5 separate regions of the Mus musculus genome follow, and regions 2, 3, 4 and 5 are each linked to region 1. A link is a loop called in an ENCODE intact Hi-C map of the cell type or tissue named here. Cell type or tissue: heart. All regions are shown on one strand. Region 1 overlaps Gm29185 (a long non-coding RNA gene). Region 2 has its middle 57 kb from the start of 1700027A15Rik. Region 3 has its middle 35 kb from the start of Gm29185. Region 4 overlaps Gm29185 (a long non-coding RNA gene). Region 5 overlaps Gm29185 (a long non-coding RNA gene).

Region 1 (5,000 bases):
AGAACCTCTAGATAATCACTGCTATTGCTGTGGTGGGTATCACATGAAGATTTTTTTTCTATGCATAAGCATGCATGAATATCCATGCTTTCATTAAGTGGAGTATTGCTATATGTATTTTATTTCCTTTTAAAAAATTGATCTGTTAGTCAACTTCGCACAATCTAGAATCATCTAGGCACATAATTTCAATTAAGGAATTACCTATATCAGGTTTACCCATGGGCATGTCTGTGGAGGACTTTCTTGACCATTGATTGATGTAGAAAGACCCATTCCATTTTGGGTGGAACCATTCCCTAAGCTGGACCTTGGTTTATATAAAAATAAAGAAAACTAACAAAGAATCAGGCTAGGCAACATGGATATATTCGTTTCCCTCTGTTCTTGACTATGACTATAAGACAACCTGTTGTCTCAAACCTCTGTGACTTAACCACATGGTGGACTGTTACTTGGAATTATAAGCCAAGTAACTCCTTCCCCCCCACCAAGTTGATTTTAATAAAATATTTTTATCACAGAAAATAAAACTAGAATATAATACAGCCTTATTTTCAGTATTAAGACATTTTAGAACTCAGATCACTTTTAATGGTTAGTGGTATCCGAATTACTAGATATGCAGTTTCCTCATATAGGAGACTTTCCAGGACCACCCCCCTCCCAGTGGATTTCTGAAATCACGTAACACTATAAGCCAATGTCTTTTCTACATAATTAACTCTGTAGCCTTCACTTGAATAGTGTGAGGTGTAGTGGCAAAGCTAACATGAATCCCTTACTCCTCCTTCATGATTTCATGGGTAGAAGATTTGTCCTTAGCACTGACCTCAACAACCTCGGCATACCTTTCCCCCACTTTTTATGAAGTTGACATGTTTTATCTTTTTTTTTTTCCAAAGGATGCACTTTATAGACTCTTGGCACATCTGAGTTGCCAGCATCACTACTCTTGTGCTTCAGGGTCATCATTAAATAAAGTAAGGTTAATGGACCACAAGCACCTGGATACCTGAGATGCCTAAGTGACTCTGAGGGCAGGAAACATGTACAGCAGAGATGCTCTAGACAAAAGAGTGATTGGCGTCCTGGGTGGGCTAAAGAGGTGATGTGAGATCTCATCCTGACACTTGGAACAATACACATTAAAACTCAAGAGCTGCCTTTTTTTTTTTTCAGATTTTTTCCATTCATATTGTAGGTCAAGCTGAAACTGCAGAAAGTGAAATTACAGACAAAGGGACTACTCAATTGTAACAGTATATATATATATTTCCAAAGCGTTGCTATTGTAACCATTGATACAATTTTTAATTATGCAATTTTTCTTTTCCATTCTGGCTAAGCTTAGATGTACTCTCGTAGTCTAGGTTTTCATTTCTGTTTCTTTGATCAGCAAAGAGGTTGAATTTGCTCATCTTTTCATTGACTAGTGTTTAGCATTCCTTTCTTAGATTTCATTACTTTATTTTCCTCATTTCTTTCCTCATTTCTAGAACAATTTAAATAAGAGATCCAGCCCTGTATTGCTAGATACATTGCAACCGATGTTTAGAAATTTAGAAGCGACTTCAAAGGTCTTCTATCCTAATCCCCCAGCTTTACAGATTGTTAGAGAAATGAGGTAGCTCAGCGTGTGTCAAGGTTTACAGTCCTGAAATTTACAGGGATTTGTTAAGGTTTCTATCTAATGTAGATCTCTTAAAAGACAAAAATAACTCAGTTGACCACGTACGTGTAGCATAGAGCTCTTCATGAAAGTGGTGCCTTCTGTTGTTTTTTTCCCCTTGCGTTTTTTGTGCCAGGTTTTCTTTGTTTCCAGTGAGAACAGAAGTAGGACATGTTGGGGAGAAGCTAGTTTCCCAAACATCACTGGGGAATGTTCATCTCATTAGAGGGAGGACATTGGATCTGGTAACTGTTGATAGTCGTTGTAAGCCTAAGGACAGCTTGCTGGGTCTCTTGGATGCTTTTGTGTGCTAAGAGCACTTCCCCATCCTGTGTGTGACTGTGCACATGGTTTTACAGGCTGATGTTCGCCATGATGGATGAGGGCTCCTCCAAGAACCTGCTAACAGCTCCGAGCACCTCCTCTGAGAGGACATTTGAAAGCTGCTATCATGGTGAGATTCAGACTCACATCTGTTTTTCATGCCTTTCCATAATGGGAATTGCATTTGCTTTCCCGTTGCTGCAAGAAGGGAAGGGCACAATCTAAAATTAGGAATCCTGGTGAACAGAACGTACACTTGTCCCTCAACAGTGCAGGTTGGCTTCTTATTCTTGATTTATTCTAGGAGAAAAATATTCTTAGCCTAAGGGTCAGGGGAGACAGCTTGAGGAAGCAATTGTAGAAGTCAATTGGAAGACAGGAGAATGAGGGCGGAGGTAGGAAAGCCATCAAAGTGTGTTTATTGCTAATAGATTATTCCAGACTTCCTCTCTTAAATGGGGGAATGTGTGGAAATCTGCTTGTTCATTGTGCAACATAGCGAGTTAAAAGGGGCGGGGGACCCAGAATTCTTAAAGGGAAAAAAGCCAGGGAAGAGTGAAGCAGGTGTTTCCTGCTGTCCAGTCCTCAGAGGAACACTCAGCCCTGGGAGGGAGCTTTCCACACCCTGAAAATTAAGGAAGCCATACTTTTCCATCAGCCTAATTTAGTGGTCAGACTCACAGTCACCAACACAGCTTCTTCTTCCCTCTTTCCCCGTCTCTTAGCCTCAGAGGTGTGAGAGACCAGTGAAACCTCCATTCTCTGGGATCCTTCTTGCACCTGGAATACATAGCAACTATGGAATCGGCTTTTTGAACGTGTAAAAGGTAGCTTTTGGTTTTGAGAATTCTCCTTTCTGTTTTGTCTATTTATCTTCTGGGATCCACTGGTAAGAGCTTTTCAGTTTCTCTGTGTCCTGGGTCTTATCTGCTTTAAAAACAAACCACAAGCAAACAAATCCCCCTAATCAAAACAAACAAACGAACAAACAAACAAACAAACTTGCCCATATCAATCAATTTTTATTTCCTTCCTTCCTTCCTTCCTTCCTTCCTTCCTTCCTTCCTTCCTTCCTTCCCCCTCCCTTCCTTCCTTTTCTTTCTTTCTTTTTTTCTTTTCAATTTTTGTGTTGAATGTGAATGTTTGTATCCATGCCTAATATACCTTTCTTTACCTAAAAGTAAAATAAGAGGTAGACCCAGTTTTGGGGTGGAATATAGCTGTGAACTTGTACACTACAATCCCTAAAGTTACCGAGTCCTTTAGCTGAGCTCCTCTAAACCCACTGAGCAAACTAAGATACTCGTGACTTAGAAATATTTACGTTACATCCCTCTGGTTGTAAGCTAGGTCTCTTTAAGTATTTGTGAGCTTGCCTACGCTCTCTCCTTTATTCTTTCTCTCTTCCATCCGACCACTGTGCATTTCTCTTTTTCCTTCCCAACTGTGAGTAATCCAGGAGAAAAAATCATGTATGTGAGTGGGTATCATGGACCCTCCCAAATTTAAAAACAAAAAGATTTACTAGTTCCCTTACACATTTTTTTTAAGACTAAGGGAGAGTTTAAAAAAATGAAGCAAAGGATGAAGGGAACGAAGAAGGAAGAAAACAAAAGAGGATGAAGATGAGCTGGGGCATTGGGTGATGTAGAGAAAACACCATATATCACCCAGATGTTTGTCTACAGTGCCCAAACATCAGGCTTTGGGGAGACAATCGGAAGACACAATGCTTCTTTCAGGGCAGACAACTGCTCACAGCCCCATGGCCTCTCTCCCTGTGAGTGTGTCTATCCCTTTCAAACCTTTTTGTGGTCAAGTTATAAAGGCCTGTTTAGTAGGTGGGATGACGTCACACTGACCACAAAAGCTTATATTTCCTGCTACTAAATACACAGCCCCTGCTGACGAAGTGGTCATTACAGAGCTGGCTTGTTCTGTCTAGGTCACTCAGAGTGGGGACAAAGGCACTGGGGGGAGGGGGCCTGTTGAGAGAGCACAGCCATTATTCCCAAGTGTGTCTGCTGGCCTGCTGATTCTCATCTTGTTGGAACTAAAAGATGAAAATAGAAGTCCCTTTGTGCTTCCTGGGGCTCTTTCTCAGGAAGGATGCAGGAGCATCCTGGGCGGCCACATGGTGGAGAGAAAGGAACAGATGAAATCCAGGTCGTTGATTCTGATCTCTCATTTCTATGCAGAGTGATTCCATCTCTCTGCCTCTGAGCACAGCAGTCTCCATTTTACAAAGGAGAAGAGGATTTTATGCAGGAATCGAATGAGATCACGTGTCTGACATTTTATTTTTCCAATGTAAACATCATTTCTTTCTTCAGGGTTCTTACAGTACCTGGGACACATGGCAACTGTGCGTTCTCCTTTTTGAATGTGTAAAATATAGCTTTGGGTTTTGAAAATAAAATTTTGGTTTATTTTCCAGGAGTAACTAGTAAACAGCATTCTCTTTGTTTTTGACTGTTCCATACATCATACATTTCTATATAATGTATTATGTTTATATCCACCATATCACTCTCTTCTATACCTCTTCGTTAGCTCTGAGATTTCTTTTTTCCCACCTAATGTCCCAGTGTCTACACTATTAAACAAAATAGCATCCCATCTTCCAAGGATTGTCGATAGTTATTAGGCCCTCAGGAAGAGATGAGAGCTTTCTAGGGAGGGGAGCAGACACATCCTTTATCCATGGTGGGAAGTTAAAGGTTCAATCTTATGTGGGTTCCTTGTGACGATGTCAAATCTTGGTGGCAGTGTTATAGACTTAAATGAGAGAGGAAAATTGCCAAGATGCCATCTAAGAAGCCACACCAAGAACTCAGAGAAACAGAGAGGGAAGAGAAAGGATCAGGGAGATACCATGGAAGCAGTGGTCTTGTGTTGGGTCTAGGAATGTGTAAGATTTCAGTGTACAGCAGTAAATTAAAGGTGACAAGGTAAGGAGCCACACCCATGAGCCCCTAAGTGTCGCCTGACATTACAGCAGCAC
Region 2 (5,000 bases), 200 kb before region 1:
AGTTATCTTTGAGTTAAGGTTGCTGTACAGGGTCAGCAGCTCACACATCCGTGCTCCCCAGAGCCATGAAGGCTCTACTTTTGTTACCCCCTTTGCTGGACTGTGCTGTGATCTTTCACTCCATCTCTAGAGCTGGAGATGAATTATCCCAGCATCATTTTAAACACCCCTGTCCCAGGACTGACCTTAACTATCACATGGCACAGTGTGGGTGAGGTAGAGGTGACCACAGTGACAAAGCCATTCTGAAATCTCTAAACCTTTAGGAAAGAGAACGGGTTTGATCTGTTGAACTGTGCTCCATGCCTGTGCCACACAGATTCACTACTGTCACGGATGTTGGCTAATTTAGTCCTGATGGACATCTCAGAACAACACTGTCCTCTGGACTGGGGGTAGGGGTGGGGTGGTTCAGTGGATAAGGCCTTCTTATGCAAGTATGAGGACTAAGAGTTAAGATCCCCAACATCAACTTAAAAGCCAGGTGAATGTGCTGACCCATCTATGGTAGAGGGCAGGAGGCCCTTGTGCTCACAGGTAAACATTGGAGAAAGCAGGAATGTTAAACACATAGGAAAGTCACCTCGATGGAAGAACTAAAATACCCACTTTCTGATCAGAAAGCTGGGAGTGGGTGCTATTAATGACTCTTTGTTATCTGCAGCGCCAGGTCTCCCCAGGTTTATACCAGATTTTCCCTCTTTATATTGCTACCTTTAGCTCCAAGTAGTTGCTAATTTGGGGGAGACAGGATTCAATGCAGGACCCATAACTTCTTGCTTCTCTAGTTAGCTGGAGAAAGGGGATAGAGGCTGTTTCCCAGTCACTGGGAGAGAGTGAATTCCCAGCGAAACCACTTGACTGGACTCTTGCTGGGCAGGGGATGGTGATTAGGGTAGAGAGAGGGCAATGTGAGTTTCTCAGTATGGCTGGGAAGTGAGAATCTTTTTTTTTTTTTTGCATATCTTCTTTTGAGAGGGGTCTAAAAGATACTGAGGGAGCCAGGAAGTGTATGGTGCTGGAGGAGATGTGGACTAACTTTGCTGGGTTTAGAAATGGCCTTTGGCTTCCTTTCCTAATTTAATGTTTTATGTACGAACCTTCTCATGAGCTAAAGTATCATTTCAGTAGATAGCATGAAATGTACTGATATAAATCACATAGCTTATATAGGCAGATGCCCGTGTAGGCAGTATACTGACAAAGAACTCATGCCATGAAGTACCCAAGGGGTGCCCTAGTGTGAGGTTGTTTCACGCATGGGACCCCTGCAGTGCTGGGAAGGGTCTTAGGTTTGGTTTCATCTTCTGTGTCTTGAAACATCTGAACAAGGAGTCCTGGTTTTTGTTTGTTTGTTTTTACTTTTCATCAAGCCCACACAATCCACACCCTCTTCTTTCCATTCAGGATGCCATTCAAGTTCTTCCTCAGGAAAGCTTCCTTTGACTCTTCCCCTACTTTGTTGGGACTGTACCTCAGTTCCTGTGGGAGTCAGAGTAGGCAGACTACCACCCAGAGCTTGGGGCAATCATTGCACCTGGCCTTGCTCAGCTCTTGTTTTTCCTCAAATGGAAGCTTAGTCCCGCTGGGCTACAAACTCACTGGCTTTTTACTGGAAAAAATCGTATAGCTCAGTGCTCCAACGAAAGACTTTGCAATGATTTGCACACATGCTATAGCTTTCCTTCTAACCTGTGAGTTCCTTTATTTATCTTGATGTCCCAAGACAATACTCAAAACTCAGGGTTCCTGTCAATGGGTGATTCGACAGGTGCTAGCTGGCCTTTTCTTTTTGTCTGTCTCTGACCAGGTGACTTTGGTCAATCCCAGGATTCTAGACTATTAGAGAGCAGTCTGCGAATCCATGTGGTCCAATCCATCTTTGAGTGACAGAGACTTAGAGAGTTTTAGTATTTCCCTCAAGAGTCGAGGGCTCAGCAGGAAGGGAGTAGAGGACCTTTGGTCGGGAGCCACTCACTCTCCCTTCCTCTCTGCAGGTGCAGCTTCCTCCTGTGAGTTGTAGAGGGGAGGCAGCCCTTGTCCATCCTGGAACAGCCAAATGGATTCTCCTTGAGACCAGCAGTCCATTAGCCCCATTTCTTCCGGCTTCCTCTGTGGAATGGCTCCCAGGGGCCTGCCTGAGAAGCTCCAGGACCTAGCTGCCTGTCAGCCACTTTATTAAACTTGTTTCCAGATGTCTCCACCTCAGATTGAAGAGGCAGGAAGAGGGTGAGGGCTGGAGTTTGTCCCCTAAATGAAGTTGGTTAGATTGGTAATAAATAATATTTGGTGCTGATGGAACAGGTGGTCGGGGAAGATGGGGAAGGGAGAGGGGGAAACACAGACCACATCCTTCATGAGACCATGCGTGAGCATGAGATGTGAAATGGATGGACAGAGTAGAACATCTGGGGGCAAGAGATAAGGGATGTATGGCAAGGTGTAGATAAGGCAGAGATGGGGAAGACCAGACAGTTGTGACTTTACAGGAGAGCAAGTCAAGGAAGCAGAAAAGGGGAGACTCCTTTCTTGCCTTTTCCAAATGCTCAGAGTCTCTGACAATCTGAAACAAGCTCTGGCATGTAGCAATCCCACCTCTGTTTTCGACATTACATAGTTTCCTTTCTTATTTCTTTTTTCTTCTCTGTATCAAACCTCTCTCCCCTTTCTCTTATAATGACATTGGATCTAGGCCCCTATTGGGTTTTGGATGCACTCTGTTATGCCCTTGGGCTGCCATGTAAAAAGTATTGCAGAGTCCCCAAAGAGGCTTTGAAGACTTGACTTCCAAAGGCCCTTGATTTTACTTTTGCCATATTCCCTGGGCCAAGTCTCTAAGGTCAGCGTAGATTCTAAAGAGTGGGAGCTGGATCTACCCCTCAACTGCGATCAGCTATTGTGGACGGTAAGGTCCTTTCCAGCCAAAGCTTTATTTCCAAAATCTGTTAGGATCTTTTAAATTGCATTGATTGGTTGATTAATTAGTTAACTAATTAATTAAGGTACCCTGGGGATGGAAGTCAGGGCCTTATGCATTCTGGGTAACATTTATACCACCGAAGCACAGTGTTAGTTGATGCCTCTTTATGCTGTGAATCTGGAGACCTTTCCTGCTCTGTGAAGAGTTCAAGACTACCAGCCTCCACTGTGCTGGCTCCTGCCTGGGCTTCTGGCCACTTTGCCTCCCATGCCAATATGCCTTCCTTGATCTGTACCTCTAGAGACAGGATTCCAGACTCTGAAGACTGTCCGGCACCCAGACACAGGGCAGAAAAATGGAATCCTACTGAGGTACAAGCCAGAAGGGACCCATCCCTGGAAGTGTATCTTGTTTAAGCTAGCAGCAACTATGAGAACATTACATGTATACTGGGTCTTACTTGAAAAGCTTTGTATGTACCAACTCATTAGATAATTCTAGCAATTCTGTGATAAAAGTATTATAGTTATACCCATTTTATAAAGAAGAAAACTGAGGCATGGAGAAGTTAAAGTTTAGCTCAGAAACTAAAAAAAAGTTAAGTAACTCACCTAGGTTCATAGTGCTGTAAAAGAGGAATCTACTATTCTGTTCAAATCCAGTTGAAGTGTGTGGTGAGAACCAGGTATAAGATCTGGGAGATGTGTGTATAATAAGACATTTACCATACATTCATGAAGATCTGAGTTTGGATCCTCTGAACCCATAACTGGAATAGGAAGGACTCTGGGGCTTGCTGGCTAGAAAGTCTAGTTTCTAACTCTGTAACACTGCAAGCCTTGTGATCTTTTGTCAGTGGAGGAAGGCTCAAAAGCCTGTGTCTACGACTCTTAAATTGGCTAACTTTTTGTAGGAGACCAAATGCTTCCTTTGTAAGTTCATAGATTTCCATGTTAAGCTAGCCTCACTATCAACTATCTCTGTGTCAAGGAGACTCTTTATTTCCATCGGTGCTCTGGAACTCACAGGGGAATGAAGCACAATGTAAAATTTGGCTACATTCAAACTATGGGATTATAATCTTGGGTTATAATCTTCAGGCAAATGAATATGCTGAAGAGCCAGGAAGTGTGGAAGTCTTTAATATGGAAATCTGATCTCTGAATTTTCAGAGTCAGCAGGGACTGGAAGTCATACAAATGCCAGACTTTCCAAGGGAGAAAGTAAGGGTGGGGTGACTTCTGTGGGATTCTCTTGGTGACCTCTCTGCTCCTAACCCATTCTGTGAGCACTTTGTATTTATCCTTTTAAACTGATTTTCTTCGGCGAAGGGACAGAAATCCCCCAGAGAAGAATAGCAGAGACCATCCATCTAGATGGGATGGTTGAGGCTGCCTTGGCAGGGCAAACAGACATCATGAGCCTGGCATCATGTAGGATCCATTTATGGCCCTCTGGCCATCTCCTCCTCCTCCTCCTGGGATGGCAGATGGCCTGTGTTTTTAATAATTAAGAAAAAAAAAGTAGGAGGGAAATCAGGCTCAGTAGGAGAAATTTGGAACCATCCAGGCAGCACAATTGAGTTGTGAAGTTGTTTGGAAAGTGCAAATGGAGGCGTCCCATTGAGCATGCCCACAAACTCAGCCACTTCATGGAAGTTTGAATCATCCTGTGTGATGGTTTTCATTAGCACACCTTCCCCAGGGGGTGATGAGTAAGGGGAAACTATTGGTAGACATTGGGATTTTTGTATGCATAGGACTATAAATCCTGTAACATTAGTGAAAAAAACGTTACCTTGCAGCCTAGGTCGTAAAATGGCCTTGGGAGATAAAGATCCCAAAGGGCTACGAACATCAGTTTAAGTAAGTAGTCTGGGGTTATTTAAAGAAATAAAGTGCTGTCCAATTAGCAGAAAAGACACAGGCTGTAAGAAGAGATGGGAGAAGCCTGAGACCCTGTTGGATTCTATTATGGAGCAGGGCAGCACTCTGTTGACTTTATGTGGCGCTCCTTTAGAAGAGATCATGGATAAGGACAGCTGCTGCTAGCTTGAGAATGGAGACTTGTAATTCCTTGG
Region 3 (5,000 bases), 160 kb before region 1:
TTTTCTATAGCAATAATAGAAAATCAAAATTTTAAGAATATGGACTCCAGTCACGTGAACTTCTGAGGGCAGAAAATAAGTAAAGATCAGGAAGCCGATGCTTCTCGTCCAGTCCTATGTTACCAAGGTTTTATGGTGCTGAGAGGAGAACCTGGACTTTCTGCCTCTGAAATCAGAGGGTTTTCTTCTAATCACGAAAGACAAGTGTGTGACTGTCTGCACCCCATAGCCCGCCAGTGATTAGTCATGCACAGGGTGGCTTTAAATAAGTGCAAGGGTATGTTATTATCAAAACTAGATTTGTGACTTGGGGTATTTGAGGTGAGGTATGAGAAGAATAGAGGTGACTTTTCATGTTCTTAGAAGGACTCTTTTGTAAGAAATAAATTTCTTTACCCCAGTTTTAGGACTGACTACTGTAGTATAAGGTATAGGCGAGAAAGGAGGGGAGAAAATTAAGAAGAATATGTGTGTGTGTATATATATATATATATGTATATGTATATATATTATGCATGTGAGTATATATGTATACATACATATAGATACACATATGTCCATAGATATTTATGTACATGTATTTGCAGTTATAAATGTAGGCTGTGTGTATATATGTGTGCATACATATAGATACACATATGTACATAGATATTTAGGTATATCCATTTGCAGTTGTAAATGTGAACTTTTAAGTATTTTTAAAGCAAAGAGAAAACCAACAGAAGTCATATTTTTGAGTAGAAACTCTTTTCGTTTTTGAAACAGGAAGTCAGGAGGAAAGATGACTTTCAATATTCTTAAAGCTCCAGGTGTGGGCAGGATGGAACACAGCCCTGTCAAAACAAATGCGGTAGGGGAGGAGAACCCAAGTGAACAGAATGCCCATGATATAAGACCTGAGCTGGACTTAAAGGCACAGTCCTACAGTGCCAGCTATATAGGGACCCGAAACAGAAAGATCACAAGTTCAAGGTCTGATTGGCTTACAGTGTACGTTTGAGGCCAGTTTGGGAAACATAGTAAAATTTTATTTCACAATAAAAAATATAAATTATTTTTCTAGTTCCATCCATTTGCCTGCAAAACTCAGGATGTCCTCATTCTTAATAGCTGAGTAGTACTCCACTGTGTAAAGAACCACAGTTTCTGTATCCATTCTTCTGTCGTGGGACATCTAGGTTGTTTCCAGCTTCTGGCTATCACAAACAAGGCCGCTATGAACATAGTGGAACACGTGCCCCTGTGGCATGGTGGGACATATTTTGGATATATTCCCAAGAGTGGTATTGCTGGGTCATCAGGTAGATCTAATTCCAATTTTTCTGAGGAACCTCCAGATTGATTTTCAGACTGGACCCTGGAGATCTCTCAGATACTGGAACACCAACCAGGCAGCATACACCAGTTGATATGAGGCTCCCAATGCATGTATAGCAGAGGACTGCCAGGTCTGGGTTTAGTCAGAGAAAGATTCACCTGGAGTCCCCAGGGAGTTTAGAGGTCTGGTGGGGTGGGGGGTGGGGACATCCTTGTGGAGACAGGGGTGTGGGGAGGAGGTATGGGATGACTGGGAGGGGAATAAAATCTGGAGTTTAAAAGAAAGAAAGAAAAAAGAAAGAAAGGAAGGAAGGAAGGGAGATGAGAGGGAGAGGGAGAGGGAGAGGAGGGAGAGGGAGAGGGAGAGGGAGAGGGAGAGGGAGAGAGGGAGAGGGAGAGGGAGAGAGGGAGAGGGAGAGGGAGAGAGGGAGAGAGGGAGAGGGAGAGAGGGAGAGGGAGAGGGAGAGGGAGAGAATGCTGTACAGACCTGTATCCAGATCTGCTGCTGAACCATTCATGAGGCCACGATCCAGGGCAGCTTAGAATCCTGTCAGTAGAGGGATGGTAAAGAAATGTGGAGTGTATATACAAAATGGCTTTTATTCAGCTATAAATAAGAATTGAATTATATCATTTGTATTAAAACAACTGAATATCATGTTTGATGAAATAAGGTTCTCAAAAAGAAAAATATATATATAAATTATTCTGGAAGATTTAGCTCAGTGGTAGAACATCTAGGTCCTAGGTTCTAACCCCTGCCCTGCTAAATGAGTGAATGAACAAATGAATGGAATGAAAGAACTGGCATTTCTAGAAAGGAGGGGGAACCTGTCCCAGGATAAAAAGGCACCAAAGACAGAAACAAGTCACAACAGAATAGTTGCTATATCTATGGGAAGTTTAGTGCCACATAATATTGACAGATTTTCATTGGATTGAAGAGGTTGAGAGTATGCTATCTATGTCTGGACAGTGGAAGAAAGTGGTGACCAAAAAAAAAAAAAAAAAATCAGGAAAAGAGTGGAGGTGAAAGGGGACATGAAAGTGAGGTTCATCTGGAAGACAGAGGTGCTATCCTCTAACCCCAAGTTTGGACTATTGCAGAAAAAAAAAAAAAACTCAAGAATGTCCTTTAAGGATATGAAGGATAATGAAGTCTTCATGTCATTGGAAGTTCCCTGTTTCTGCCAAGGTGAGGAAGATGGGAAGGGGAAGACCCATCAGAGCACACAGCTGCTGACTGTAGCCTCCACCTGCCATAGGAAGATTTCAGAGATGCTCATTAGAGGCCAGAGAAATGCAAAGCAGGTTGAAGAAGTAAGCTGCCTAGTCCAAGAGAGGCCAATGGAAAGAATCCAAAAATAGAACCAGAGGATCCAGTTCCAGCAGGAGGAACATGAGGGAGACAGATGAAGTGGGGAGCACAAACCCCTTGGGGAAGTGGGTTGAACTTAGGCCAGCAGGGTGGTGGAAAATAGCTTATGATGCCAGGAGAAAAATGAATTGAGTGAGAGGCCATGGGAGGGTGGGGGAAGAGGGCATAGGGCAGGCCCCGCAGGAATTGGAGACACAGAGTGAGAGATGATGACTATTCCAGCTGTCCAAGATCCATTCTTTTGATTTTGTACTGGCTGGATGAGAGTCTGGAGCTGAGAGTGGCTATCAGGGATAACAGAGGGTGCTGGGGAGGGTGAGTGTCAGGATGCTTGGTGTCATGGGGCAGCATGAGTGATAGATAGCGTTGCCTCTCCTTCATGCTTGTCTCAAGAGTGAGTTTCTTTCTTATGTTTGCTGTCTTCAGAGAACAGATTCAAGACCAGACTGTGCTCTGGGAAAGGGTAAGATAGACTTAAAGACACATGGTAGCAAGGGCCTCTGCACGCCCCCCCCCCCCAAAGAAACGCTCCATCTATGTCATGACCTTGGGAAGTGACAGACAGATAGGGTAGAGGCAGATCTTTGGCAAGGGTTGGCTAGTGACCAGAACTTTCTGCATTCATGGAGTTATCCCCACTCCTGGTCCTGTTCCTTTTCAGCTATCATACATGGTGGCGGTGCCCAGGAAGGATGCAGAGAAAGCCCCAAGGCAGTGCCCAGGAAGGATGCAGAGAAAGTCCCAAGGCAGTGCCCAGGAAGGATGCAGAGAAAGTCCCAAGGCAAACTGGGTCAAGTATAAGTGGTGTTCTAAACCCCTCCCATTGTCCTCCAGCACTTCCAGGAAATGAAGGAGGAAATAAAGAAGAGAGAGTGTTTTACTGGGGGTGGGCTTTGGGATTTCAAATGCTCAAGCCAGGCACTCTCTCTCTCCCCACCTCTCATTGCTGCCTTTGGACTCAGATGTAGAACTCTCAGCTACTCTCCCATATCATGTCTGCCTGCACGCTGCCATTTATCCCACCATGATGACAATGGACTAAACCTCTGACCTATAAACAAGCCCCAATTAAATGCTTTTCTTTGAGTTGCCATGGTAATGGCATCTCTTCACAGCAATAGAATATTGACTAAGACAATTCTCCATTCTTCCACACACCTGCACATCCTAGAGGATAAAAATGCCCTAGTAGCTAAGGCTCTACCTGGGATACTATGCACTGCACTTGTATTATGTATTAAGAGTTTATATCATGTTCTTTCCTTCATTCATTTTAAGTCTGTTATTTTCAAAACCCATCCAAATAAGCAGTGCAGGTAGATTTGATATAGAAGGTAAATAAGAGCAAACAAATAAATAAATAGATAGATAGATAGATAGATAGATAGAACATGATAAAGGTACAAGAGCTGAAACTACATCTGGAGAAATTGGGCTGAAATTAAGACTTATGAGCTGGAAGAATGCATTGCTAAAGGTAGCTGCAAAATTCTCTCTTCTAGGACTTAGAAGGAGGAGATGCTGGAGGAGGAGGAGGAGGTGCTGGAGAAGGAAGAGGAGGAGAAGAAGGACAGGAGGAAGAGGCAGAGGAGGAAGTGGAGGAGGAGGTGCTGGAGAAGGAAGAGGAAGAGAAGGAGAAGAGGAGGAGGAAGAGGAGGAGGAAGAGGAGGAGGAGGAAGTGGAGGAGGAGGTGCTGGAGAAGGAAGAGGAGGAGAAGAAGGACAGGAGGAAGAGGCAGAGGAGGAAGTGGAGGAGGAGGTGCTGGAGAAGGAAAAGGAGGAGAAGGAGAAGAGGAGGAGGGAGAGGAGGAGGAGGAGGAAGTGGTACAGATGATACAACATAGATTTCTCTATTTGGATTGAGGTGAAGTGGTAGTTATATTGTGCGACAGGGGCACAGGTAAAGTAATTGTGCAGGGTCTCCCAGGATGAGGACTCATAAAGTTGATACCTGACACTCACACTTGCATGAAAATTTTCTCCAAAGAAGAGACTTTCTTTTTGACGCTCTTGTCTGAAGTGAGAAGCCATGCCTCCTCCCTCATCAGTGGGCATAGCCTTATAGGAAGTATTTTAGAAACTGAAGAGACCAATGAACAATTCTTGCTCTTCAATCCAACTTTTATTGCTCTTCAGTGTGTTCTGGTTATATGTTGCTGTATGTGATTTGCCCAACAGTGGCTTGAACCATTATGTAACACTGAAGCTCCTAGCTCTCTGTGTTGACTGAGTTCAGTGGTGGGCATCTCTCTTGAACCCCCTCATGATGCTGCAGTCAGACACTGGCTAGTGCTACAGTCTTCTGA
Region 4 (5,000 bases), 81 kb before region 1:
TCTACTCTTGTCAGCTTGAGAAGGAAATCCTCCCTAGAGAAGGTGAGGCTCCAGGAGAGATGAGGGAAGAAATCCAGATGGCTAGCCTGGTGAGAATAAGTCTTTCAACTCAGGTCTATCAAAACATAAGATGAAGACTAAGGTGTCTGTGTGGGGAAGGGTTGGAGTCCTACAAAGAAAACCAAAAGCTGCAAATAATACTTCTTGGAGCATCTGTTCACATAGCCCTTGTTTGAAGATCGCTGCCACAAACAGCTTGCTCTGGTTTAGCCATGAGACCTCCTGTGTCTGTCTGTCCAGGGGTGAGCTAAGAGCACTGGAGATGAGCTGATACTATGAGGGTGAGCTGATTTTCCTCAAAACCCGAATCTGGTTGAGTTCAAGGGAACAAATCTTCTATTTCCAGTGTAAGGGTTCTTTCTTCCAACCCACACCTGGTTCAATAAATGCTCCCTAATTTACCTGCACAGCTGGACTAACAAAAGGGTGAAGTTCAGAATAGGAGGGTAGAATCTTCGAGATGACCATTCTACATCCTAAACATCCCTATTGCTGTCCCCAATGCCTGCTGCTGCTCTCTTAGACTCTTCTTGGGTATCATTGTTGTTGATACTTCTCAGGTAACTCTGCCCATCTTCTTTTCCTCTAGTTTATGGATAGGAAGAAAGAACTGGGACAAGGCAGGGAAGTAAGTTACAGGGACAAAAAGGGGGGGGGGAATACAAAGCAGTTGATTCTAGTTGAATGTTTAATGTATAGCAGATCACATCACCATAGCTGTTTTGTTTAATTTTCAAGATAGTTCTGTTGTCATCCTTTAATTTACAGCTGTATAACTTAGGAAAAGCATATAGCCAGAAGTAACAGCAAAGAAATTATAATTATACATGGGTAATGACTGACAAGATCTGGTCTTTTCTACTCAAAAAATGAGAAGGCAAAAGGAAAAGCCACTTGATGCCAGGTGAAAGGCAGAGAGCATGCTATGGGGGGAGAACGGGGCTTGGGTGATCCAGGCTCCTCCACCCATTGTTATTTTGTTCATTTTGTTGTTTTGAAAAAGACTTTACAATGATGATGATCAAACTTGTGGTCTCATGCATGGTGGGCAAGTGCTTTTGCCTCTAAACTACACCTATTTCTTATATTCACATTTATTGAACATACATGAGCCGGGTTGGTGCAGGTCACATAGTAAGTCCTGAGAGCCTGATGTGAGGACTTCAGCTCTACAGCTTGGGTCACACAAATGCCAGGGCAAGTGCTGTAATGAAAATAAGAATATTGACATCCCACACAGAACCTTGTGGGGGGAATGGATAGAAGTCATCTTAGGGAGGCCATTGGAAATAACATTTTTTAGGGGGAGTTGGACATTTCAGTCAAGACTTGATTCGTCAAAACTACCAGCATGTGCTGCTGCAAATCTTGGTAATGGAATGGCAATGTTGTCTGCTTCTATTGCTAAGATGATTGATTTGGACAGCAACTCAGCAAGGTTGGAGATGGGGTGGATGGAGACAATGGGAAGATTGTTTGTGAAGGGTGAAAAACCAACCATGAATTATATGAGGCTGATGCTCATGCATGCTTCCCAGTGGGGCTGACAGGTCCCATTACACACCCTACAGGAGAGCAGAAAAGGGTGACCTGCTGTCAATGGCAGGTCTAGGGAGTAGCAGCTAGCATGAGGGCCTGTATAAAACCTGTAGTTACCAGGGAAGTCAGGGCTCCCTTTTCTGACTCATTGGTTAAAGAATTTAAAAATGGTCTCAGAAGGAAGCCCGAGGACAAAGATTTTGTTAGAAATTGGAAGGAAAAGAACAGGGCAGGTGAGCTGTGCATCTCAGCAGCTGACTAGAGAAGAGGTGCAGAGAGGAAGAAGGGAGAATGCTGGAGCTTTCAAAGTCCAAGAAAGCAGACATGTTCGACAATGAAGATTGGCAAACAGCAAAGCTTCAGAGAGCTGGTAAGAAATCCCAGAATGTCCAGGAAAGCACGCCTATTAATTAAAATGAATAAAGAAATAAGAAAATGACCAGACAAAAACGGGCATGCTGCATGACTCTGAAGGCAGCTGTGTGGAGGGAGTTTCCTGGAAAGGATATGAACATTATCTCATTAAGGGGATAATCATTCCTCCCACCTCCATAGCATTTCTTCAGATGAATGTATGTCCTGTGGGGCAGACGCTTGGCCAGGTGATTGGCTGGCCCTACTCTATCAACTCTTAAGGCAATAGTTTGATATGGCCTAACCTTTCGAGCAGATCAGAATGTCATGTTTCCTCTTAAGTCCAGGATTATTCCATTATTTTGACAGGAGGGCTGAGTATTTACCATTTTAAATGTATTTACCTTTTTAAATGTTATCCAAGAAATGGGAGATGGCCTCCAAAGCCTATCATGGGGCAGGGGTGCATCCTTAGGCGGGGGTGCATCCTTGATGTCCAAGGCTAAACCATGCCTAGCTACTTAACAGTTTTGGAAGGGAAGCTCCTGTAGGTATATCTTGCCCTTTTATATTGTAAAAGGGAGGGTTTGTTCTAGATTAGTATGTGTGGAAGAATTGTCTAGACTAGACGCTATAGATTCTGGTGGCCTCTGAAGGAAGGCAATTCACAGAACTGCCCCTGTCCTCTCTGTTGGTAGCTGAGCCCCATTCCATCTAGGATCCCTTTGGACTCACCACTATGAGAAAAACATCACCATGCCAAGAGGAAGTCTTTCCTGTCTCCTCATGGTGTAACTGAGCCAGCAGATGTTAAAGGTCAGTAGCACAGATTGTCTTCAATGGCAAGGAAGCCATTGTGTGAGAAAGCAGAGGCATCCGGATGGGAGCTTTGTTCAAACTCTGGGACTAGGGAGAGGCTGGGAAAGGAAGAGGTGTCCATGGGAATCCAGGACAGAGGGTCAGGAAACTGAGAACACCCTGCACTGTGGAAGCGGTAGAAACTGGAGACAGAGTGGGACATTTCACTGCAGCTGCAGGCTGAAGAAATAGCAGACTTTGCTCATGACCTAGTCAGGTTTCTCTCCTTTCCTCCACCACCTTCCTCCTCTCTGCTCATCCTTTTTCTCTTCTAACTTCCTTTTCCCCTGTCCTTTGCTTGATCATCACGTCTCTCTTTCCTGAACCCCTCTCATTCTAGTCTTCTGTTCTGCTTCTTTCTCTCCATCTTTTTCTTCCTCTCATCTTCATCTCCCACTTCCAGTCGGGAATGTGAAGCCTGTGGCCCATGGGTTGCATGCACCTGCATGTAGCCAAAGATAGTATGAATGCACACCCTTACAAACATTTTTAAAATATATGAGATTAAATGTGTATATATACATCATATATATGTACATGTATACATATATATGATATATATATTAACTCAACTGCATGATTCATGAGCATGAACTTTGTAGAGGGCAACATTGTGTGTTATATATGTCTCTAAGTATCCCAGTATTATTTCATGGAACCCAGGAGTCTTAATTTTGATTTAAATTTGAGCTCCACCATGTCCTCAATTTTTGGTGTTGGGAGTCCCTGAGTTTCAGAGTTCTAAAGAAATTCCTTCCTACCTCAAGATATTAAGCTGGTTGGGAATATTCAAACAGATAACATCTGTATAATTCTACACACAATGCACAGATGCTATTGCCCTCCCTCAGGAGACTAAGTGGGAGAAACACTTTCTAAGGTAGATTGTGGAGTTTCCTGTACATTAGCCCCTCTTCTGTTCCCCAGATTTCTCCCCTCACCCACCTTTTCCAAATGCAGAAAATTATGCAGTCTAAGTCATGATTCCCAGTTATTAGAAGCTATCTGGCTGCTGCACAGTTGTTGAAGTTGTTGACATAATGAGAAGAAATGCAGGAATGGCTTGAACTCCCCACCTCTCTTTCTGCCTCCCTTTCGCTCTCTCTCCAGGCTGCAGGAGCCATTGCCTCACCTATCATAGGGACTCTCACTGACCAATCCTAATACTCTTGTTCACTGAAAGGCTTCTGCCGTAGTCCCTTGATCTTCTCTGATGTCCAGGGTCAAAATGTTGTCTTTGGTTTAGGGGGAAAGACTTTCTCCAGTTCTGTATGTTAGGCACAGATAGCATTAAGTTTTTCTATTTTTATATTAAAAATAAAATCTTGATTACCCTTTACAAAGTTTGGGTTGGCATATAACACATGGGAGCGTGTATCCCTCCCAGTTCACCTAAATGATTTCCTGTTATGGAACTGTGGCACCCATCACCACTGACCTCTCAGAAACTGGAAAGATGAGCCATTGGGTGTGACACACACAAGTTCCACTCTCTACTTTTCCTTTGTAGCCCGATTCACAGTGTATAATTATGTGTTTGTGTGTGTTTTTCTCTGCTCCATGGCTCTAAGGCTCTGTGGGGGTAAGAATCACACATATTTAGTTCACTCAGCTTTCATTATGCATTCAGCATTGTATGCTCTACAACAACATAGGGCAAGTCTAGCTGCATATTAAACCACTAAGGGAGTAAATAACAAGAAAACCACTCCTTCCTTCTCCCTCCTCCTCTCTATCACACACACAGACACACACACACCCCTCAACACTGACCAACACACATACTATTACCACCACCACCACCACCACCACCACCAAAACAAACAAAAGGTACCAACACTTATGTAGACATTTTGTAACAACTTGTCCAAGTGGTCCTTCCACATCATCAACCCTGAACACTCTGCACAGTGATGCTCCACTAAAGCCATTGTGCTGTGCCTGGGCTTCATGCACTTGTTGCCTACCTGTCTCCTTCCCATAGCCAAAGCTTCAGCTCCTGCTTGCTGGCTGGCCCATTCCCTCACGAGCCTGTTTTGCCCTGACTCATTCCTGGGCCCACCCTAACACATTCCTACTTCTCTTTAAATGACTATTTATGGCCTGTTACCTCCAGGACACGGCTCCTGATGAAAACAGTCCAGACCCAACGCCTCCTGTGTAATTTAGAATCCAGTCCTCCTCCTTAA
Region 5 (5,000 bases), 69 kb before region 1:
CTGATGCTAATCGAATTCATGTGACATGAAAGCAGAAGGAGAAAGGGAGAAAGGAAGCCATTAAAAGGAGACCAGGGGACAGGAGAGGGGAGTGAGGTAGAAAGATCAACAGAAAGAATGTACGAGAAACTGCAGTAATTAAGCACATCATTTTGTAGAGCCAATTAGAAAATAGCTATCAGAAACCATGTTAGATATGATGTTGATGTCCTCAACATCTGGGAGGGTGGTGGGCAGAAAGGAAAGAGAGGAGAGGAAAGAAGAGGAGAAGGGGGGGGGGAGCTTATGGTTCATTTATGAGCATGGGTGGCAAACCTGGATACTTAATGGTTAGTTGTCCCTACTAAGTGCTGGCCCTGAGAGGGACGGTGCCTCCCTGGGTTTCTGGAATCATACATTGCATGCTCTTTCTAAGCACTTGCCTCTCCAGTGCAGGACTGGCTGCTGTCAGCAGGGCTGCCCTTCTCAGGCTTCCCTCCACACACCCAGCATTCTGCCTCCCCGGCTTTACCCTGGATTTCCTTCCTACTCGTTTCTGTACCATATTCAGGGAACAGATCCAAGCCAACCTTGCTCTGTGGCCATTTCCCAGGTGTCTCTGATGCACAGCTCATCGGCATCCTCTAGTTCTTTATTGTCTGTTCTTGAGAAATTACCGTATTTGACCTTGAGTCATCTTCTCATGGTAAATGTCACCCCTGCTGTCAAGAGCTCCCAAAGGCAGAGCCTCATTTTGGACATAAATACTGACCTTTACCTTCTCCTGTTGACAGCTTTCTCCTGAGCTCTAAAAGGGCTCAGCAACCTGCCTGTGCAGCCTCCTCCACTCTTGCACAGCCAGAGCGGTGGCAGGCCCTTGCTCTGCTGTCTTCTTTGTATTTCATGCTGCCACAGCTGTGTGTGTGTGTGTGTGTGCTGAGGCCCAGACTCCAGCACCAAACACTACTCAGTTCCTAATGGAAACGCATCCACGAAGCCAGATAGAGGGACCAATAAGATCCCTACATCAATTAAGATCAAACTCAAAATTTCTGTGATTTTGGGATGGCACAGTTCTTAACCTGTCTTATAAAGGAAGCCTTTTAAGGTAGGACTAGAATTAAAATAATTTCCACAACACACAATTATACATTAACCCTCTTCAAGGAAACAGGCCAGGGAGCAAAGAACTAATTTTTTTGTGTGTTAAGTGTTATTTTTCGCTTGCACAAGACATTTTCAGACTCTTCTTACAGGTCTGTTTTTACTGTGTTTTCTTCCATGGTGGTTTAGAGAATTTAATAGTCGCTCTTGTAAACACTGCACACGTTTTGATGACGTAAGGAATGGTAACAATAAAGGCAGGTTGTCCGAATACATTTACTTCAATGTATGGAAAGGGTGATAATTTTTTCAGAACAATGGATTGGTGGGTGTATAGATCCCAGTGCAGATACTAGGGGTGGGAGTGTCTTGGTTTGTGGCTAGCCTTTCTATTTTCTAGTGACCCTGGCTGCTATATGTCCTTGGTGAGTCCCTTAATCACTTTAGAACCTCATTCCCTCATCAGTAAATGAGGTCGATGACACCCGCCCTTCTGATTTCCCAAAGCGACGATAAAGATAAAATGAAATGTGCTATAAAGTATAAAGCACCGGGCAGACCATAAATCACAATTATGATTTTAAATTGATACGTCTAGAATGTCATGACTTCATCTCGCAGGCCTAGTCTGTAGAGGAAACCTGAGACAGAGCTCTGTTACCCCGATTCTCATTAACCTCCATCTGACTACCTGCACTGCTCTCCTCGGGTTCCCATCTACCACTGCTCCGTTTTGTGATCTGTCGCCACTGTGTGAAACTTTATTTCTCAGTGTATCCCTTTTTGTAGGCTTGCAAGGATTTGCGGGGCTCTAAGGCTTCTTATTCCTTACTCTGCTTCACCACTGAGAAGGGTTTTGCCTACCAACTTAATCTTATCACCGTCTACAACTTTCTCACTTAGGGCTGCATGGCCCTTTCCTCTGACCTGGTTTCCTCCATGGTTTCTTGTTATCTCAGCTGCTTGTCCTGTTTGTGTCACTTCCTGTTGCAGCCCCGGGCTCCACCTGCCTCCTTTCCTCTCCCACACTGATGGGAACCCACAGATTATCTTGCTGCTTCCAGGTCCCTGCAGGCCACACTCTGAAGGACCTGCCTCTTCCTCTCTAGGTCATGATACCAGAGACATCATCAAGAAAGGGAGGCCCCACCCATAGCCTCCTTTGCACTGTAATCATTTATTGTACTTGAAGGGAGAGCAGGCATTTGCTAGAAGAGTCAATAAAACAAAGAGTAGGCGTCTCCTTTCACGGTGGTAGGTGGTGGGATTTGCTTTCTGAAGAAGCCCTAAGGACCTCTGTGCTCACTTCCCCCATTGCCTGGGTTAGGGAACAGAGATGAAAAGTGAACTCACCTTGTAAGGTCATTGTGATGGTTTGCCACCTCTAATGGGTGCTGGATACTAAAGGTGAGAATGAAGGATTAACTCTTTCCTGACTATTGATCAGGTTCAGTCATAGCATTTTTAGAGAACCCTTCCCTATTGTCCAGAAACAGTCTCCTTTCCCATCAAGTTCCAAATGTCTGGGGGTGGAGGACCTCTCCAAACATCCTTTTCCTGTCCGTAGACTCTCTCCCCACCCTTCCTTTCCCTATCAGAAATTGAAGATTCTGTCAGCACTCAGTGGCACCAGAGGCAATTTACAGTATATTTGGTGGTATAAGGAATGTAGAAATTCAAAGGATGTTTTGTTCCCAATTCTAAGGAGGGGCATATTGTCCACACTTCAGTCTTCATTCTTCTTGAGTTTCATGTGTTTAGCAAATTGTATCTTTTATCTTGGGTATCCTAGGTTTGGGGCTAATATCCACTTATCAGTGAGTACATATTGTGTGAGTTCCTTTGTGAATGTGTTACCTCACTCAGGATGATGCCCTCCAGGTCCATCCATTTGGCTAGGAATTTCATAAATTCATTCTTTTTAATAGCTGAGTAGTACTCCATTGTGTAGATGTACCACATTTTCTGTATCCATTCCTCTGTTGAGGGGCATGAACGCCAGGGCCAAAAAGGGGGAGTGGGTGGGTAGGGGAGTGGGGGTGGGTGGGTATGAGGGACTTTTGGTATAGCATTGGAAATGTAAATGAGCTAAATACCTAATAAAAATGGAAAAAAAAAGAAATTCAAAGGAGTCTTTTTTTTTTTTAAAATGGTCTCTGGTTTATAATGAATACTCTTACCATAGATGGTGGAAGCCATTGTTTGGATGCAATGAGTCACCAGTGAAGCTTCACTTCATTCTGTCTCTCACTTCATGTTTCCTCTGTTTTGTTTTGTTTCTTTTTTCTTTCTTTCTTTTTTGGTCAAGAATTGGGACCTTATAGAGGGGGTGAGGAGCCAGGTCATGGATGCCCTTGGAGAGGTGGAGAAGAATACTATACTCAGTGAGTCTTTGAAGGATCACTGACTACCTATCTATGGCTGCATTTCACCCCACCCCAAGGTAGGTACTCTAAAATATCTTTATTCCTCTTCACTGTGTAGGTAAGAAATCTGAGCAGGGCTCAGTTGGGATGACTCCTCTGTTACATGTGATGGCTGGAAGATTAAAAAGTGGCTACACTCATATATCTGGAGCCTTAGTGCTGATACTTAGCTAGGGCATCTTGGTTTAGAAGGAAATCCTTCAATGAGCCTACAATAATTCTTCTTCTGATGTCCCTGGCAATAGCTGTCACTCCTGGTGGTGTCTCTGAACAAATGCAAATGACATATGACAATGCTCAGGGTTGGTAAGCTGGGAGTACTTAGAGACATGATTACTTGGGGACTGTAGATTAGTAACAAATGCTTCTCTGGACCAGAGGCTGCAACTGCACTGATCGTGTGTTTCCCACCTCAGTATAAAGACTTCAAATCCCATCTTACCCACCTTTCAGTACGCCGTCCTTGCACTTCATCTGACCTCATTTCAGACAACCTCACTCTGTTTTGGGCTAGGATAGGTTGCTTGGCTATGGACACATGTAAAACAGTAATTGACCTTTTGTCACCTCAGCAGAGTGGTTGAATGTGGCCCCCGGAGTAGTTGTCATGGGCCGTGAGATCAGATCACACTTGTTAACTGCAAGCAACTTACCTTTTGTAAAATTTCTCATGTGAAAAATGGGAGCAATACTGTATCAATTGATCAATCAACCAGCCGATCACTCAAGAGTGCTCAGAATACCAAATGGTAAAGGTAGAGGCTTTTGGATGCTTGCCAGTGCCTGGCATGGCTCAGGACTCTATTTGTTGGTCCTAAGATATATTCATGTCATCATTCCACTTTCCACTTAAAATATAAAACACGCAAATAAATATATTCCTAATCACTGAATCTGTCAGTACAGACGAGTAGAAAAAGAATCAAGGAAATGGAAGGAAGAAGAAACCAGAGATTAGAGACTGAAATCAACTAGATAGTATGGAGACAAAGGAGGAGGGGGGAGAGGGTGACAGAGACAAAGAGGAGATGGCACGACTGAGAACACACATGCCTCATGAGCAGACATCACTTTCCGAGGAGGAGTCTCATCTCTGTGGTTGCCTCAAACTCACTGGCTCCTGAAACCTAAAGCCCTTGCTTGTGGGAGAGGAGGAGGGGTGGTCAGAACATAAGGGGATTCTGCCTGTGCTAACTTGGAAAAGATCAAATGGAAAAAAAAAAGAAAAGAAAAGAAAGGAAAAGAAAAGAAAAGAAAAGAAAGGGTGTTGGGACAGGGAAGGGAACCATTCCTCAGAGTGAGGTTCAGGGCTTGGCTGTTAATTTAACCAGGAGAACGTCAGTATTATCAAGTCTTCAAACAGTGATCCCAGCCCAGGGGTAGTCTAGTTCTCCCCTAGCCTCAAGGACCAATCAAACTGTGCTGTACACATTCCAGACTGCCTCTCTGTACCTTGTTCTTTTTAACTCTGGTGCTTTAGGACTGGTGATT

The links. Hi-C counts contacts between places; a loop is a spot of excess contacts. Peaks named below come from ENCODE experiments on the same cell type or tissue, not always from the same donor. Only the 100,000 strongest peaks of a DNase experiment are listed, where the experiment ranks them.
Region 2: it touches region 1 in a loop (8-fold over the local background); 3 of 42 quality-filtered maps call a loop at or near these places.
Region 3: a loop joins it to region 1, with 6 times the contacts of the local background. A loop is called at or near these places in 4 of 42 quality-filtered maps.
Region 4: a loop joins it to region 1, with 11 times the contacts of the local background. A loop is called at or near these places in 3 of 42 quality-filtered maps.
Region 5: it touches region 1 in a loop (11-fold over the local background); 4 of 42 quality-filtered maps call a loop at or near these places.

The regions. Positions count from the first base shown.
Region 1 is chr1:73,267,044-73,272,043 of GRCm38, forward strand. Gm29185 (a long non-coding RNA gene) reads left to right here. Exons shown (of 5, transcript XR_865539.3): 2 at 2,032-2,126; 3 at 2,722-2,823. Among named protein-coding and RNA genes, the nearest start is that of Gm31344, 94 kb to the right of the region's middle. In heart, no CTCF peak of the experiment used is centred here; DNase peaks (open chromatin) are centred at 2,238 and 2,538; H3K27ac peaks cover 669 bases.
Region 2 is chr1:73,070,337-73,075,336 of GRCm38, forward strand. No RefSeq gene overlaps it. Among named protein-coding and RNA genes, the nearest start is that of 1700027A15Rik, 57 kb to the left of the region's middle. In heart, no CTCF peak of the experiment used is centred here; a DNase peak (open chromatin) is centred at 2,085; H3K27ac peaks cover 582 bases.
Region 3 is chr1:73,103,219-73,108,218 of GRCm38, forward strand. No RefSeq gene overlaps it. Among named protein-coding and RNA genes, the nearest start is that of Gm29185, 35 kb to the right of the region's middle. In heart, no CTCF peak of the experiment used is centred here; a DNase peak (open chromatin) is centred at 2,813; H3K27ac peaks cover 551 bases.
Region 4 is chr1:73,186,154-73,191,153 of GRCm38, forward strand. All of the region lies in intron 1 of Gm29185 (a long non-coding RNA gene), which reads left to right. Among named protein-coding and RNA genes, the nearest start is that of Gm31197, 48 kb to the left of the region's middle. In heart, no CTCF peak of the experiment used is centred here; a DNase peak (open chromatin) is centred at 2,818; H3K27ac peaks cover 799 bases.
Region 5 is chr1:73,198,191-73,203,190 of GRCm38, forward strand. All of the region lies in intron 1 of Gm29185 (a long non-coding RNA gene), which reads left to right. Among named protein-coding and RNA genes, the nearest start is that of Gm31197, 60 kb to the left of the region's middle. In heart, a CTCF peak has its summit at 2,169; a DNase peak (open chromatin) is centred at 2,111; H3K27ac peaks cover 1,759 bases.